Linked DNA regions of Homo sapiens: regions 1 and 3 are each linked to region 2. Evidence: chromatin loops called from intact Hi-C (ENCODE). Cell type or tissue: heart right ventricle. All regions are shown on one strand. Links, peaks and the distances in the headings refer to the core of each region. The heading gives the core; the rest is flanking DNA.

Region 1 (5,395 bases), core at 194-5,193, 290 kb after region 2:
TCTTGAACTCCTGAGCTCAAGCAATCCTCCTGCCTCAGACTCCCAAAGTGCTGGGATTACATGTGTAAGCCACCTCACCTGGCCAACTACTCTCTTCTATGTGGGTGTTTAGGTTGTCTCTAATACATCTGCTGAGAAGGCCTAGAAGCAATGACACCCCAGGAGTGACATGCACACGTAAACACTATTTGCCACTAAAAGTGACAAGGGCTCTTTAGAGCAATGGCTAATTCCAGGGCTGGGGTGAGGAATGTACAAGATCAGCCAGAAAGCCAGGAAGTGCCCACAGCATGATGGGGACAGGGTGGGGATATGATGGGGAAAGTCAAAGGACACAGTGATCCGCCTGGAGAGGCTCCTGCTGGCCACGTCTAGGACAATTTGAGCATCAAAAACTTGATAATGAAGACATGGAATCAACCTAAATGCCCATCAATGACAGACCAGATAAAGAAAATGTAGTACATATGTGCTGCGGAATATTACACAGCCATAAAAAAGAAAGAGATCACGTCTTTTGAGGGAACATGGATGGAGCTGGAGGCGATCATCCTTAGCAAACTAACACAGGAACAGAAAACCAAGTGCTGCATGTTCTCACTTATGAGTGGGGGCTAAATAATAAGAACTTACGAACACAAAGAAAGAAACGACAAACACTGGGGGCTACTTAAGAGGCAGAGGGTGGGAGGAGGGAGAGGAACGGAAAAGATAACTATTGGGTACTGAGCCTAATACATGATGAAATACGTGGGTGATGAAATAATATGTACAACAGACCCCCATGACACATCTTTATCTATGTAACAAACATTCACATGGACCCCCAAACCTAAAATAAAAATTTTTTAAAATATTTGATAATGAGAAATAACATGGCACTGAATAGGATACAAATCCATGAGTCCATAGATACATACACACACAGGGAGAGAAGAAAAACCTGTTCTTTAAAGTAGCATTCCAACCAGTCAATGTAGAATTCATGATAAATTTAGAAAATCGCCTTTTGGTAATTACTATAGTAACAATTCAGGCAAGAAATACATATCAATCCTAAAACTAGCAAGTGAAAGTTTGATGAGAAAGAAGACATTTACACAATCCCAAAGTAGGTCCCCCTGAAGCCCTGACTGGTGACAAGGGGGAAAGTAAGCCCTTTATTAAAGTAGAGAACTTTATGGTGGCAGACGCCCCCTTCACCAAGTGACCGGCGTCCACTTCACCGGAAAGGTGTCGCGGCCGCATCGGGTGACCCTGCTGGGATGCAGAAGCCCAGGGCAGCCCACGGATGGGTGGGTGCCCACCTGAGGGCGGAGGCTGGCTCTGATGGTGAGGAAATGTCGAAGGGCAGGTGACACAAGAACTGGCCGTTGTCCTCCTGAAAAGTGCTCAGGTCGTGACAGATGAGACAGGACTGAGGAGCTGTTCCAGATGAAGAGACTGAAGAGAAAGGACAACGAAACAAAACGCGTGGCTGGAGGTCTCCTCTTCCAAGAAATGACGCCCCTGAGACAAGGCACAAAATGTGAATGAAGCCTGCAGCTTAGCTGATAGCATGATATTTGTGCTGATTTCCTGATTTTGACAATTATACTGTGGTTAGGAGAATGACCCTGTTTTTATGAAACATCCACTGAAATATTTAGGGGTAAAGGGATATGATGTCTGCAAATTCCTCTCAGGGGTTCAGAATTCATATAAACACACAGTGAGAGATCGTGAGAAATGAGATATGGGCAGATCTGGTGAAATGCTAACATCGGGCAATCTGGGTGAAAAGGATATGAGAACTCTTTGTATTATTTTTGTGACTTTATGTTTGAAATTGTCAAAATAAAATGTTATTTATTATTTAATAATTGTTTTTTTAGAGACAGAGTCTCACCATGTTGCTCAGGCTGGTCTCGAACTCCTGGGCTCAAGTGATCCACTACCTTGGCCTCCCAAAGTGCTGGAATTACAAGCGTGAGCCACCTCGCCCAGCCCTAAAGTGTTATTTTAAAAAAGGAATTAAGAAATACAGGCTGAGCAGTGGCTTGTGCCTATGATCCCAGCACTTTGGGAGGTCAAGGCAGGAGGATCGCTTAAGCCCAGGTGTTTGAGACCAGCCTGGGCAACATGGCAAAACCCCATCTCTACAAAATATTTAAAAATTAGCCGGGCATGATGGTGCACACCTGTAGTCGCAGCTACTCAGGAGGTTGGGGTAGGAGAATCGCTTGAGTTGCAGTGAACTGTGATCGCACCACTGCACTCCAGCCTGAGAGGCAGAGCAAGACCGCATCTCGAAAAAAAGAAAAAGAGCTACAGTGGGCCTGTGTGTTAAGTAAGAGCATGTGTTAGTGCTGCCTTTTACTGTCTCCGAAGGTGGGAGCATCACCAAAGCAGGCCCTGAGAGAACTAGAGGACTCTAACTCGCTGAGGGCAAGGAGATTCTTCCGGGAATTTTTCGTTGGCTTCTCCCAAATAATAACAGCCTGGACACAGGATGTGCAGGCCAGCCCTGGCTGGGGACGTCTTCCAGGCTGGCGCCAGAGGGCGCTGTCCCCAGGGACCACACGGGATGCCAGGCCACATAACTCTGCAATGTGTTGGCTGAACTTTTCAGGAAACTTGGATGCCGCACATACTTTTCCTTTCTTTGTGGGCAGGCAAGATGAGTCACGTTTTTCTGGAGTCTGCTCAGCCCCAGTATTCAGACCTCATCAGCTGCCCTGGTCCGGAAGGCTCCAGCTGTGGCCAGTGAGCGGGGGGCCCAGGGTGCCCGCGTTGGCTGGGCCAGCACTGGGGCTTAGGGGCAGACTTGGGCAAGCCAGAGTCAATCTTTTTTGTCGGGTACAGGGTAAAGCTCACAGTAATTCTGGATCATGGCAACATCTGGGGACAGACCCAGGGCCCTTTGTACAACTCACAGGGCACAGCCCTGAGGGAGGCTGGGCTTTGGCTTCATATAGTCCCTGTTCTCCCGCCCACCCAACCCCCTCCGCCGCACCTGACTCCCCACCACCTCTCCAGGCCCTAACTTCGAGTACCTCACTCTCCAGCACTTCGAGCTGCACCTCACTCCCCAGCACTTCTCCAGGCCCTACCTTCGCGGTCCCCTCAGTTCCCCTGCCTCCCTTCCTTCCGAAGGCCACTGTGGTATTGGAAAGTTGGAGCAGCGACCTGAAGGAAGGGACCCCACCTGTGTCTATCTGCAGGAAGGGTCGCTGCAGGCTCTCTGAGAGGCAGGCTCTGGGATGGAAATGAGCATGTTGGATGTACATCAGGGAGTGCTCTTGGGCCTGACAAAGGGGCGATGGAGACCCCGTGAAGCCCCGACAGAGAGTTCTGAAGCCCGGATGCCCCTTCAGAGCTGTCCTGAGCGGGGGTCGGGGGCTGGTCCTTTATGTACATCGGCCGGTTATTGGGCGTAGGCCGGCTCTGGGAGGGGCTGAAGGCTGGCGAGGTGGTGCTCCTTAGCTGAGGGCCATCTGTCTGTCACACCCACAGCTGGGAGTGAGTTCCTCATTCTTGAAGGAATCGGGAATCTGGGAGGCACGGCACAGCACAGCCTCAAGGGTGTTCTGGCTCCAGGGTGTTTTCTAGCAGAGGGCCTAGGGGACATGCTCAGCATCTCAGGGTGTTTCAGGCAGAGGGCCTAGGGGACATGAGCCTGAGCAGAGGAAGACAGGGGGTGGGTGTGCACAAGACACAGTCAGAGCCAGCCCAGGGTGACCTCAGAGGACCTCAGAGGCCATGTGTGGTGGGGCTTGGAGTTTTCATTTAAATGTGCTGGGGCGGCGTCAAGGGGTTGAACAGGGGATGACATGATGGGATTTATGTTTTAAAAACAGGAGTTGGCAAATTACTACCCAATGGCCCAATCCTGCTGGCCACCTGCTTTTATAAATACTTATTGGAACACAGCTGCACCATTAGTTTATACTTTGTCTATGGCTTCGTAGTTGCAAAAGAGACCACGTGGCCTTCGAAGTCTAAGACATTTACCATCTGGCTTTTTACAGGAAACATTTGTCAACTGCTGTTTGAAGAGACTCCTCTCCTTGCTGGGCAGAGTCATTTCCAAGGCAGCAAGGGGACTCTCACGGGGGCCACGGCCCCTCACGAGCCTTCCCAGTTTCACCCCGGTGCCTAAAGCAACTCACTTTAGCAGTTGCTCGTGTTCTTTGGTATTAATGATATAAATCACCTGTGCACACCATGAGGTTCCTCCAGGAGGCTGCGGGGCCCTCCCAGGTGGAAGTGGAGAAAAGTCCTCAGTGTCTCTACCTGTGCGCAAACACAAATACTTCCACTGCCCTCTCCCGCCTCCTCTCCCATCCCCCATTGGTCTCCTCCTCTTCTCAGGCCTCTCCCCCTGGACCACCAGTGATGCCGGCAGCCACAGGTCCCTCTGCCCCCAAAGCAGGTCTCGCCTCTGCACCATCGGTACAGTCCCACAGGCCCCTGTGGCCTCCCTGAAAGTGAGGAGTAAAATGACTCACGTACAGGTCATGTGAGCAATGCCCCAGGAACACACACCACACACGTGACTGCAACGAAGGAAGTGTGGGTTCCTTTTAACGTAGGAGCCACCAGAGCTTCCCCAGGAACCTCTCTGCCTCTGAGGCACCAAAGGTTTCCTGTCCTTGCAATGCTGGGAGGGACCCTAGATGGATTTGTGGGTGCATCTCGGGCACCCCGCTCAGCACATGGCTCAGGCACACGCAACGACTCAGTGGTGCCTCCAGGCGAGCGGGTACCTGCGCTGCTCTCATGCTCAATCCTCACCCCTACTCTGCCTGGATGCAGGGGCTGACCTCTGACCCCTGCTGCCATGTGTCCAGGCTCCCGCTGGGCAGGAGACAGGGAGACACCTTGGGCAACATCTGACCATAGCTACAGCCCCTTTGGCTCCCGTTCCTGCCAGACAGACCAACTGCAGCTCCTGGTTCCAGCCCCGCCAGGGCTCCCAGCGCCGCCCTCTTCCCTTCTCCCACCTGGGGTGGGAAAGGATTTTCCTTACTCATCGGTGGGTCGCTTCCCAAACTCTAGTCTGGCGTCTCAGCTCTTTCCTCACCTTTATAACCACGCAGCCACATAATCAGAACTGTGACGTCCGTGTATTAAACTCCATCTGCTTTTAGTACGGAGAGTAACCCTCTTCCAGGTAGGACCCGGGCTGACAGCTGAGCTAGGGCCATCTGCAGGAGACGATTCAGACGGGGTCAGCGCTGCGATTCGGGGGAGTAACCAGCGGTGAGCTTCAGGCCTAAATGCTGGAGTCCTAAAATTACTCGAGTCTGACCCCCCGGTTTTTGGTCTTGCTCTATATTTAGGGACAATGGCCCTATTGATGCTCACTCGCTGAACCACTGCCTGGCGTTTGTTCTGCGGGGCAAGCTGGAGT
Region 2 (5,395 bases), core at 317-5,316:
TGAGGTGTAAAGGGTGATCTTGGCCCCAGTTCCCAATAAGTTCCTCATTTCCACCTGAGACCTCATCATCCTGGACTTCACTGTCTATATTTCTATCAGCATTTTGGTCACAACCAGTTAACAAGTTTCTAAGAAGTTCCAAACTTTCCCCTTGTCTTCCTGTCTTCTTCTGAGCATCTTCAAACTCTTCTACCTCTTCCCATTACTTAGCTCCAAAGCCACTTCCACACCTTCAGGTATCTATCTTTATAGCAACACCCTACTCCTCAGTACCAATTTTGTGTATTAGTCAATTTGCGTTGCTGTAAAGGAATACCTGAGCCTGGGTAATTTACAAAGAAAAGAGGTTTATTTGGCTCACAGTTCGGAAGGCTGTACACGAAGCATAGTGTTGGCATTTGCTTCTGGTGAGGGCTTCAGGAAGCTTCCAATCATGGCAGAAGGTGAAGGGGAGCCAGCATATGTGGCGAGAGGGAGCAAGAGAGGTGGAATTGGGAGGGGAACCCCGACTCTTTTTAATAACCAGGTCTTGCATGAACTCAGAGCGAGAACTCACTCATTAACATGAGAACAGCATCAAACCATTCACAAGGAATCCACCTCCATGACCCAAACACTTCCTACCAGGCCCCACCTCTAACCTTGGGGATCACATTTCAGCATGTGATTCGGAGGGAACACACATCCAAACTATATCACTGGCGACTCTTGGCAGATCACAACTTTGAGCATCACTTTTCTCCTTTGTAGACATGAAAGTTCTGGCTAGCTGTCATTTGGGCTCCTTATCCTTTCTTGCCCCAGTTTGCCAGGGGCTCTCTTGGTCTTAAAATTGCAAGCCACAGCTGGGCGTGGTGGCTCACGCCTGTAATCCCAGCACCTTGGGAAGCCAAAGTCGGGGGATCACCTGAGGTCAGGAGTTCAAGACCAGCCTGGCCAACATGGTGAAACCCCGTCTCTACTAAAAATACAAAAAAATTAGCTGGGCGTGGTGGTGGGCACCTGTAATCCCAGCTACTCAGGAGGCTGAGGCAGGAGAATCGCTTGAACCCAGGAGGCAGAGGTTGCAGTGAGCTGAGATTACGCCATTGCACTCCAGCCCAGGCGACAAGAGCGAAACTCTGTCTCTCTCACACACACACAAAAACAAGAAACAACTGCAAGCCACACATTGAAGGAGCCCTCTGTTTTTGTTTGCCTCCTGGGGCTGCCATAACAAAGTAACCCAGACTGGGTGGCTTACAACAATAGCAACGTATTCTCTTGTTCTGGGGGCCGGAAGTCTGAAACCAAGGTGTTGGGGGGTTGGTTTCTTCTTGGAGGCTCAGAGGGGAATCTGCTCCAGGCCTCTCCTGGCTCCTGGAAGTGCTGGCAGTCCTTGGTATACCAGTCTCTGCCTCTCTGTGTCTACATTTTTTTTTCCTTTTTTTTTTTTGAGACAGAGTCTCACTCTGTTGCCTGGGCTGGAGTGCAGTGGTGCCATCTCGGCTCACTGCAAGCTCCACCTCCCGGGTTCACACCATTCTCCTGCCTCAGCCTCCCGAGTAGCTGGGACTACAGGCACCCGCCACCACGCCCGGCTAATTTTTTTGTATTTTTAGTAGAGACGGGGTTTCACCGTGTTAGCAAGGATGGTCTCGATCTCCTGACCTCATGATCCGCCCGCCTCGGCCTCCCAAAGTGCTGGGATTACAGGCGTGAGCCACCGTGCCCGGCCCCAAATTTATTTTTCTTATAAGGCAGGGATCCCAACCCCCAGGCCATGGACTGGTCTGGTCTGTGGCTTGTTAGGAACTGGGCCATACAGCAGGAGGTGAGCAGGGGGCGAGCAAGCATTACCAGCTGAGCTCTGCCTCCTGTCAGAGCAGCGGTGGCTTCAGATTCTCATGGGAGTACGAACCCTATTATGAACTGTGCGTGCGAGGGACCTAGGTTGCATGCTCCTGATGAGACTCTAACTAATGCCTCATGATCTAAGATGGAACAGTTTCATCCTGAAACCATCCCCTCAACTCCAGTCCGTGGAAAAATTGTCTTCCATGAAACTGGTCCCTGGTGCCAAAAAGGTTGGGGACCACTGTTCTAAGGACACCAGCCATTGGTTTAGGGTCTGCTCTAATCCAGTATGTGCTCACTTTAACTTTGTTCGTTGGTAATGACCCTATTTCCAAATAGAGTCACATTCACAGGTACTGGGAATGAAGACTTCAACATGCCTTTTGCCGGGAGGCAACTCAACCCACAGCCCCCCTCAGTCCAAGTCCCCAGGGGGTGGTGAGTGGCCTGGCCACCTCTGCGGTCCCACAGTCCTGTCACTCCGGCCCGTGCTCCCTCCTAATCTGGACAATAAGAGCCCTGTGCCATTATTGTCCAAGCCAGTGCTTCTCAAAATGCAGCCCCTGAGCTCGCAGCAGCAGCAGCAGCAGCGTCCCTGGAACTTGGAAGACATGCAGATGTCCTGCACCTGACGGGGCCTCTGCAATCAGGGACTGTGCGGGGGAAGCCAGCCTGTGTCAGCGAGCCATCCAGGTCACTCTGATACAAGCCAATATGTGGTAACTGCCGAGCCAGGCGGCTGCGCTGGCTTAGAGCTGTTACTGTCATTCTACAACTTTACAACAATGCCCCAGACACAGAAAAGGTTGCGCCTTGGAACGATTTCTGTTATGGGATAATAAAAATCCCGACGTCAGAGCTAAGGAATGTGACCTTCCGCTGCTCCAGTTGTAACTCCCTGCTGTCCTCCTGCTTGAGCCTTTTAGGGTAAAGTTCAGCACATATCACCCTCGTCAACCGCGCCCCGTAAGGCAGCCACAGAGTCCTGTGCTGATGTACTTGAATTCCTTGCTGATCTGATGATGATGGGAGCAGGAGGGGAGTGGAGGGATATACAGAACGCCAGGCGGCAGCCACGCGGTGCAGGCAGAGGCTCTCTCCTCGCAGGAGCCTGCCAGCTGGCTGTTGTGTTCTTGTAGGGAATAAATCAGGAGGCACAGCTCTGCCCGGGGCTTTCTTGGGCAGTAGGAGGAACTGGGTGAAAGGTCTTGGCTGCTGAGGCCACAATATTTCCCGAATCCTGTGCTATTTCTTGTGAAACTACGAATCCAAGACTGTTTCCTAGATTGTGGCAGATGTGGGACCCGGGGGGACCTTCAGAGTCATCTCCCAGGCGACTCTCTCCTTTGCAGATGAGGAGCTGAGGTCCCACCGCTCAGAAGCTGACTGGGCAGGTCAGCAGCCTCCCTGGCCAGGACACAATCTGCTGCGCTGCCACAGGGTCTGGCTGGGCAGGTGTGGGACTGAGCTCTGGGGACCAATAGTGACACCGCACAGGCAACCTTCAGCATGCTGGACATGAGAACGAGGGCGGGCCTGCAATCCTCGGATCACTGTGTTGGTAGTTCTTAGTAGATCATACTGTTCTTGATGCCTTGGGCCAGACTGGAATGAAATATTTTTTCTCGGATTTGGTAAACTCGTTTGCTGGGGTAAGTCGTGGTGTTCCGTATTGCTTTGGATGTGTAGCCCAGGAATAAGATGGCAGCACTGCAGGATTCCGGAGCCACCCACAGCACCGACTGCTGCTGGAGATACACAATCATGGGCACTCGTGAAGCTGCAGAAACTCACGGGGACCCTGACACCAGGTGAGAGCTCCAGCTGGCAGTCTGAGGTTAGCACACCCGTCCTCAGGACTGTGGCTTGGTGCTTCTATAGCACTTTGGAAACATCCAGGGTTTTCATACTTTTGGCTGTGACAACGATCCCTGGTGAAGGGAAGTTTTAAAATAAAAGAAGATCACAAAATATAAAGGAGTTGCCCAAAGGTTTTTATTAGCTGTAGAGGGGGCCAGGACCGGAATGTTCCAAGTCTTTGTCCCTGACTGGGGATGAAGCTCTGACTGGGGTTCCCTGTGGACAGGCTCATGGGCTATGTCCCAATGTGGTGTGGTGGAAACACAGACTAAGTGGGGGATCAAGTAGCTGCCCCTTGACCTCTCTGGACCTCGGGTTCCATGATCTGAAAACAAGGATGTTAAATTAGATCTGATTCTTTCCAGTTCTAACCCCACAGCAGCTCTCACCTGGCCATTCTGTTGCCCTCTAGGAAGTCATTGAGGTAGGGAGGATGGGCAACACAAAAATTGTTTTTTTTCTTTATATAAAACATCCCCTTCTTGGGGGAGGGTAACGAGGTGGAATGGTTCTGGAATCTCCCAAGGAATGCTTTGAAGGCATCCTGGTTCAAGGATTGCTAGGCAGTGTGGGCAACCGGAGTAACCACAGCATCCAGAGGCTTCTGCGAGCACACACACCTCCTGGAACCTCAGGCTCTGCTGAGGAGGCTCTGGCACAGGGGCAAGGCAGCAGTGTGCACACCTCTTAGACTGGGGCAGCAGCCTGCAGGCACTACAGATATTCCCCTGAGAGCCCAGACCTCTACAAGCATTGCTATGAGGCAGCAGCACATTCTGGGGCATCTGAGTGACTTTCAGACCTCTGGGTACAGCTGCAATCTCAGTCTGTTTGTATTAACAATGGCAGAGGGCACTGAGCAGGAGCAGCCCTTCTTTGTTGGGAGCTGGTGTCAGGTGGACTCAATAACGACAGGTCAAATGGCAGCACAATGCACTGTATACATGGTGGGGAATTTTAATCACACAGCAACAGGTGCAGGCTAAATTCAAAAGAACCTGTCCAGAAGGTGGTGCCCTACAAAGGCGCCTCTGCTCATTCATTCAGCAGCCACACCATCAGGAACTGTGCAGTAAGGACCCCAGGAACCTAATGAGAACACTGGCAAAAACTGTCCAAAAAAATAAACGTTTCCAGAGCTCCGGAAATTAACCAAAGGCTCATAACAATCCAGGGAGTGTTGAAGGAAATTGGCTGAACCTCAGAGCAGTGAGCATTGTGGCATTTTTACTGGCCCTATTCACAGCCCTCCAAACCTCTGCCCCTGAGCTCCCTGGTAGCCTTGAAAGCAACAGCAGCAATCCCCATAAAACTCAGCAGCTTAGCAGCCACAGGAAGGGTCAAGTTGGGGTTGGAGCTCAGTGACCTCATTTGCCTGGTCTGGTGGTTCCACCTGCAAGCTAGCCTGTGACCTGACTCTGAGCTAGGCTCACCCAGCACTTTCTCCCTGGGGACGTTTATCAAAACAATCAGCAGCAATTTAGTTGACACTGGGGCAAACAACAAGCTAACAGAAACTGGAAAATGAGATGCCCACAGGGGGCCTGGGAAGCCATTATGTTTCTGGGGTTACACAAGAGCCTGCAGGCTCCAGGCTGAGTGCTGCTCATGAAATACCTGAATAAGTTGGGTAAGTAGAAGTGCTGACAGCAAAACTCTCCCCCCAACTTTTATACCCAACAAGACTATCCTTGAAAAA
Region 3 (5,395 bases), core at 81-5,080, 170 kb after region 2:
GGACTCAGGAGGCATGGGACTCACCTCCCATGTCTGGCTAATTTTCTGTATTATTTATTTATTTTTATAGAGAGAGGGTTTCGCCATGTTGCCCAGGCCGATCTCGAACTCCTGGACTCAAATGATCCATCCACCTTGGCCTCCCAAAGTGCTGGGATTACGGGGTGAGCCACAGCACCCGGCCGTGGCAGCATATTAAACAGATTAAAAAGTGACTAAAATTTAGCCAAAAGGTTCCCAGACTAGTTCCCTTCCCCCAAAATCGCTCTTCCCTTTTCATATCAGAGATGAACCTGGCTCTGTTCCCCCTAACCTTAGCACAAGTGTAATCACGGCCATGAAAGGAAGGTGTCAAGGCGATTTCCTCGGATGCCAGATTCCGCAGGCGAGCCATCCCACTCTACCCACTTGCTACTGCCTTCAGTTATTCAACTGCAAACGTCACAAGCCCTGATGTCACCCACCGTCGGGTGGAGAAGCCTTTCACACCTCCAGGGTTCACTCAGTCATTTCACTTCCTCCGTTGCTCCGCCCTCACTGCTCTTTGATTAGCGCACCATCAACATGGCAAATGCAATTCCTCTCATTTCTCCAATGCCTCAAATAGAAATGCCTTATGTCTTTGTAAGAAATAACATTGACCACCTGAAGTATGGCAAGCCTAGGTGCCACAGTAAAAGCATAAGCTCCAAAATACATACGTTCATTTGTGTGACAAATGTTTACTGAAAACCAAGTTTCACTCATCCCAGTGGCCTCAAGACCTGGCAAATATTAAGATTTCAGTCTCCATCCTCACAGAGCTTACAATGTAATGGCAAATAAATGGGAGGGGCTACTGGGAAACACAAAGAAGTGCGTCCCCCTAACAGCACCTATCAATTGTGAGGGATCATGAGATAGCATGGGAAGTCTTCATCGGGGCTTCTGGGAAGGCTTCCCTGAGGAAGCGACATCTAACCTGAGACTTGGAGAAAACGAGCAGGTGGCCAAAGGAGAGGAAGGAATGATTCAAGGAGCAGGAGCTGTCTGTGTAAAGTCTGGCAGGCCTGGAGGAGCAAGGCAGTTTGAGGAAGCTGATGAAGGCCAGAGTAGCTGGAGGGAAATGCAGGGAGGAAAGAGGCACCAGGTGAGGCTGGGGAGGGAGGAGAAGGGGGCAAGGAGGGCGTGCCGGGAAGTGCGGACTCCTACAGGCAAAGGAAAAGTACCGGAGGCTTTAGAAATGAAAGCGATGGGATTAGAAATATGTTTGAAGGAAATATCTCCAACAGCAGCATGGCAAATTAATTGGAGGGGGCAGAGCAGGTGCTGGGAGAGCTTGGCTGCTGGAACGGTCCATAGGAAGATGACACTGGCCGGGAGTGAGGGAGAGAGGTGAACAAGCCGGAAGCAGCAGCAAGGAGCTGTTCTCTTGGACCTGGAGTCAAGCAGCTTTCCTGTTAAAACAGCTGGGAGGATGCGGGCATTTATGGAATCAGGCTGGTTAAAAAGAAAGAAAACAAACCGAAGAAGGAAGGGGAAGGAAGGAGATGGGCACAGAGAGATCAGTGTCAGGGGAATCTGAGCCGTGGAGGAGGGCACGACCTCCAGGCTGAAGGCACAGGATGAGATGTAGGCCTCAGACAGGGCAGCGAGAAGCCCATATCCAGTGCTCCAGGAGGGAGGGGAATCGTATGGGATGTGAGTTATATCACAGGGGTCCGAAGCATGGGTAAGGACTCAGCACAGCTGGCTGTGGGGTTGGAGCTGAACAGCTGTAGGGCCAAGAGGCCATTCTTCAACACATCCACCAGGAAGCAGAGAAAGTTCTGAGATGGGAGGTCACATGGCCCTAGAGCAATGGCCAGAGGTGCTCAATGCCCTGGGCCCTGATGACTTTCCAGCTGGTTCCAGTTACTTGCGAAGACTGGTGACGAGTCCCACTTACCAATACCCCCGAATCCTCCCAGCATTGTCCTCTGCTTAAACTAGTCAGGGATCTTCCGGTGACAAAACCTCTATCTACTCCAAGACAACAACCCTACCTCACCAAGTCGGAGACACCACCAAATGTGAAGTCACGTCCTGACTTCAGAGATACTGAAATGTGTACCTAGACCCTACAGAATAGGGCAATATGTTACATATGGCGCCAGCTCCAGAGGAACAACTTTAATTACAGGGATTTCATACAATTGTAACTACTCATAATCCAGAAACAATAAGTCTCTTATCTACGAGGAGTGTGTGAACTCAGCAGGGAAGGGTAGAGTTTGGAAAGCAGATAATCACCCGAGCCTTCTCGTGCCCTAAGTAATGATCGACAAGTACCAGACTGTGCCCACACACCTGCCACTTTGATATCTCCACCAGCAGAGGTCAGTGCCCCGCAGTAGAGTCAAGAAACCTGCAAGTTGACGCTTGGCTGTGAGAGTCAAGGGACAAGGGAATAATTCAATAGATGACCACAAATACACAGGGAGGCAATTCTCCCTTAAGCAAGTTCCAGCAGCTTCTAAGCCTTGTTTTCATTATACTCCCCTCCCTGAGTCTTTTTTATACATTCTCCCCCAACTGTCCTACCCCCACGACATTTTAATAGCACAGATATACTGTGTATTTGTTCATGTGCCGTGGCCCTTTGGGTGGCCAAAATCCACTGTAACAGCTGCAATTTTTTTGTCTCCCAACAAGAACCGATCTTCACTTACTCAGGGTGTTACTCACTCCAGTTGAGAATGAATGAGTTTTGAGTGAACACACATTTTTGTTTTGTTTATTTGTAAAGAGTGATTATTGGTTGCTTTGGGGTCTGATTTTTAAGCGAGAGAGAAAAAGCAAAAGATCACCAAGTGCCGGCCCCCTGGTTTTATAGAGAAAACTCTTAACGACAGCAATAACAACAAAACAAAGCCCGGAGAGGCCTCACGGGTTGTCCAAGGAAATACAGGCCCTTCATCACAGATCTGGGCCTGAATCCCGAGATGCCTCACTGAAAGACAATGCTTTCTTTCCCTCCTACGAAAAGTGGCCCCTACTTTTACCTATTTTGATCACTGTAGGTGAGGCTGACCAGTTTTGCTAGAAACAAGCAAGATTGGCTGGGTGCAGTGGCTCACACCTATAATCCCAGCACTTTGGGAGGCCGAGGCAGGCAGATCGCTTGAGGCCAGGAGTTCGAGACCAGCCTGGGCACCATGGTGAAACCCCATCTCTACTAAAAATACAAAAATTAGCCAGGCATGCTGGTGCATGCCTGTAATCCTAGCTACTCAGGAGGCTGAGGCATGAGAATTACTTGAGCCTGGGAGGCAGAGGTTGCCGTGAACCGAGATTGTACCACTGCACTCCAGCCTGGGCAACAGAGCGAGACAAAAATAAAAAGAGAGAAAAATAAAGCAAGATTGAGGCACGTTCTGGAAAGAAGATTCTATTTCGTTGTTGTCATTTTGTTTTTGTTTTTTGGAGACATGAAATTACTCCAGGCTGAAGTACAGTGGTGCAACCACATGCGCTCGGGTGATCCTCCCACCTCAGCCTCCCAAGTAGCCGGAACCACAGGCGTGCACCACCATGCCTAGCTAATTTTTAAAATTTTTTATAAAGACGGGGTCTCACCATGTTTCCCAGGCTGGTCTTGAACTCCTGGCCTTAAGCAATCTTCCTGCCTCTGCCTCCCAAAGTGCTGGGATTACAATGGTGAGCCGCCACGCCCGGCCTGGATTCTACTTTGGAAAATCTTTGCAAGTGAAGAAGAATAGGACAGAATGGCTGAACTGGGATGAAATAAGCGGCAAATGAGGAGGAAGAGGAGAGACAGTCAGTCTGGCAAGACACTCTCTGCTAAGAAGCGGGTAAAATCACCACAGCAAGTTATCAAAAACTTGAAAGAGCCCAGCTCCTCCGGCAGCTGGGAGAGAATGCGGACCGCTCTAAAGAGGCTGCAGACTTCATGAAGTGGTACCAGAGTAGAGCAGGTTTATTAATCACGGATAAAACTGCTGAATAATTACCTACTTCAAAAAGCATTCATGAGTTGTGTTTAGGTGCTTACAAAGTACTTTGTGCTTGGTCCTGGCCAGTAAGTTAGTTCAAGGCAGTTAATATAGATAAACACAAACACAGCAAAGACGTGGTCGGTGTAACAATTACAAATGTAAAAAGCAAACACAGAAAGGGATTGCTGGCTGGGCACCGTGGTTCATGCCTGTAGGTCCCAGTAGTTAGGGAGACTGCAGCCGGCAGATCACTTGAGCCCAGGAGTTTGAGACCAGCTTGGCCATCATAGTGAAACCCCATCTCTACTAAAGTACAAAAATTAGCCAGGCATGGTGGCATGCGCCTGTAGTCCCAGCTACTTGGGAGGCGGAAGCACCACTTGAGCCCAGGAGGTTGAGGCTGCAGTGAGCTGAGATCGCATCACTGTACTTCACCCCAGGTAAGAGTGAGACCCTGAGGGAGGGAGGGAGGGAAAAATTGCTATGGGCAAGGCTTCTCATACACAAAATCATTTCCTCCCCCAATATGCCCACAAAGTAACTACAAACACTTAATGAAATCATTGAGATCCAAAGCACTGCTGAGAACTTGCTATGTGCCAGCTGTGGTAGCAGGCACGGGGGAGAGAAAGGTGAATGCCAGAGAAGTACAGAGGGTATTCAGAGAAGGCCTCGGAGACCAGATGAGACTTGAGCTGAGCCTTGAAGTCTTACTAAGATCGGTGTGGCATGGAAAGCATGCAGCCCTCATCACGTGCCACCCCCTAAGGCACAGGCACAGTGAGGGAGACACAGAGCAGGGGGCTGGCACACTATGCCTGAGGGCCAAATCTGGGTTTTGGTAAAGAAGTTTTACTGGAGCCGAGCCCCGCCCCTTGGATTGTGTTAGCTGCTTTCTGCTTTCTTGCTACAAGGGCAAATTGAGTGGTTGTGACAGAAACTGAGACCATAACACCCGCAAAGGCTAAAATATTTACTATCTGACCCTTTACAGAAAAAGTTGGCCGGCCCATGTCCTGTTATTCCAAGAGGGGTCTGTGAACCGGCAGCAGGAGCGGCCCCTGTGCTAGGCAAGTCCCACCCCAGACCTAGAGAACTGGAATCTGCCTTTCAAAAAGATCTGTGGCTATTCTTATGCACAGAGAGGGAGGGGCACTGAGCCTGCGGAGTAAGAGAAGTCTGCACCTGTCGGATATACGGACAGAGGAACGTGGTCAAGACCTTCCCATAGAGGAGTGAGGCCATCAAACCCACCCGTACCATGTCCCTCTTGTCGTGGTAAGAAGGGTTGACAGCAGAAAAGGGATGGCAGCTCCTGTCATAACCCAGGCCAAAGACGACCCAACTAGGCAGGGTAGAACTCAATCTTTCTTCCTAACCTCACCAGTGCTTCCAAGATGTTTCTAACAAATATAGTA

Evidence for each region. A loop is a pair of places that touch in the nucleus more often than their neighbours do. Peaks named below come from ENCODE experiments on the same cell type or tissue, not always from the same donor. Only the 100,000 strongest peaks of a DNase experiment are listed, where the experiment ranks them.
Region 1: it touches region 2 in a loop (3-fold over the local background); 45 of 110 quality-filtered maps call a loop at or near these places.
Region 3: it touches region 2 in a loop (2.3-fold over the local background); 12 of 110 quality-filtered maps call a loop at or near these places.

Annotation. Positions count from the first base shown.
Region 1 is chr7:151,751,729-151,757,123 of GRCh38, forward strand. The region is part of intron 3 of PRKAG2 (protein kinase AMP-activated non-catalytic subunit gamma 2); the gene reads right to left. Among named protein-coding and RNA genes, the nearest start is that of PRKAG2-AS2, 52 kb to the right of the region's middle. RefSeq lists enhancers at 815-1,598, 1,219-4,899, 3,165-3,946, 5,135-5,395. In heart right ventricle, for the core only: a CTCF peak has its summit at 2,541 (motif pointing right); DNase peaks (open chromatin) are centred at 2,613, 3,397 and 3,728; H3K27ac peaks cover 3,112 bases.
Region 2 is chr7:151,457,367-151,462,761 of GRCh38, forward strand. No RefSeq gene overlaps it. Among named protein-coding and RNA genes, the nearest start is that of CRYGN, 20 kb to the left of the region's middle. RefSeq lists enhancers at 1-457, 1,182-1,850, 3,188-3,855, 4,956-5,395. In heart right ventricle, for the core only: a CTCF peak has its summit at 2,897; DNase peaks (open chromatin) are centred at 2,515, 2,735 and 3,325; H3K4me3 peaks cover 1,347 bases; H3K27ac peaks cover 2,849 bases.
Region 3 is chr7:151,624,266-151,629,660 of GRCh38, forward strand. All of the region lies in intron 5 of PRKAG2 (protein kinase AMP-activated non-catalytic subunit gamma 2), which reads right to left. Among named protein-coding and RNA genes, the nearest start is that of RHEB, 110 kb to the left of the region's middle. In heart right ventricle, for the core only: a CTCF peak has its summit at 2,336 (motif pointing right); DNase peaks (open chromatin) are centred at 456 and 2,356; H3K27ac peaks cover 967 bases.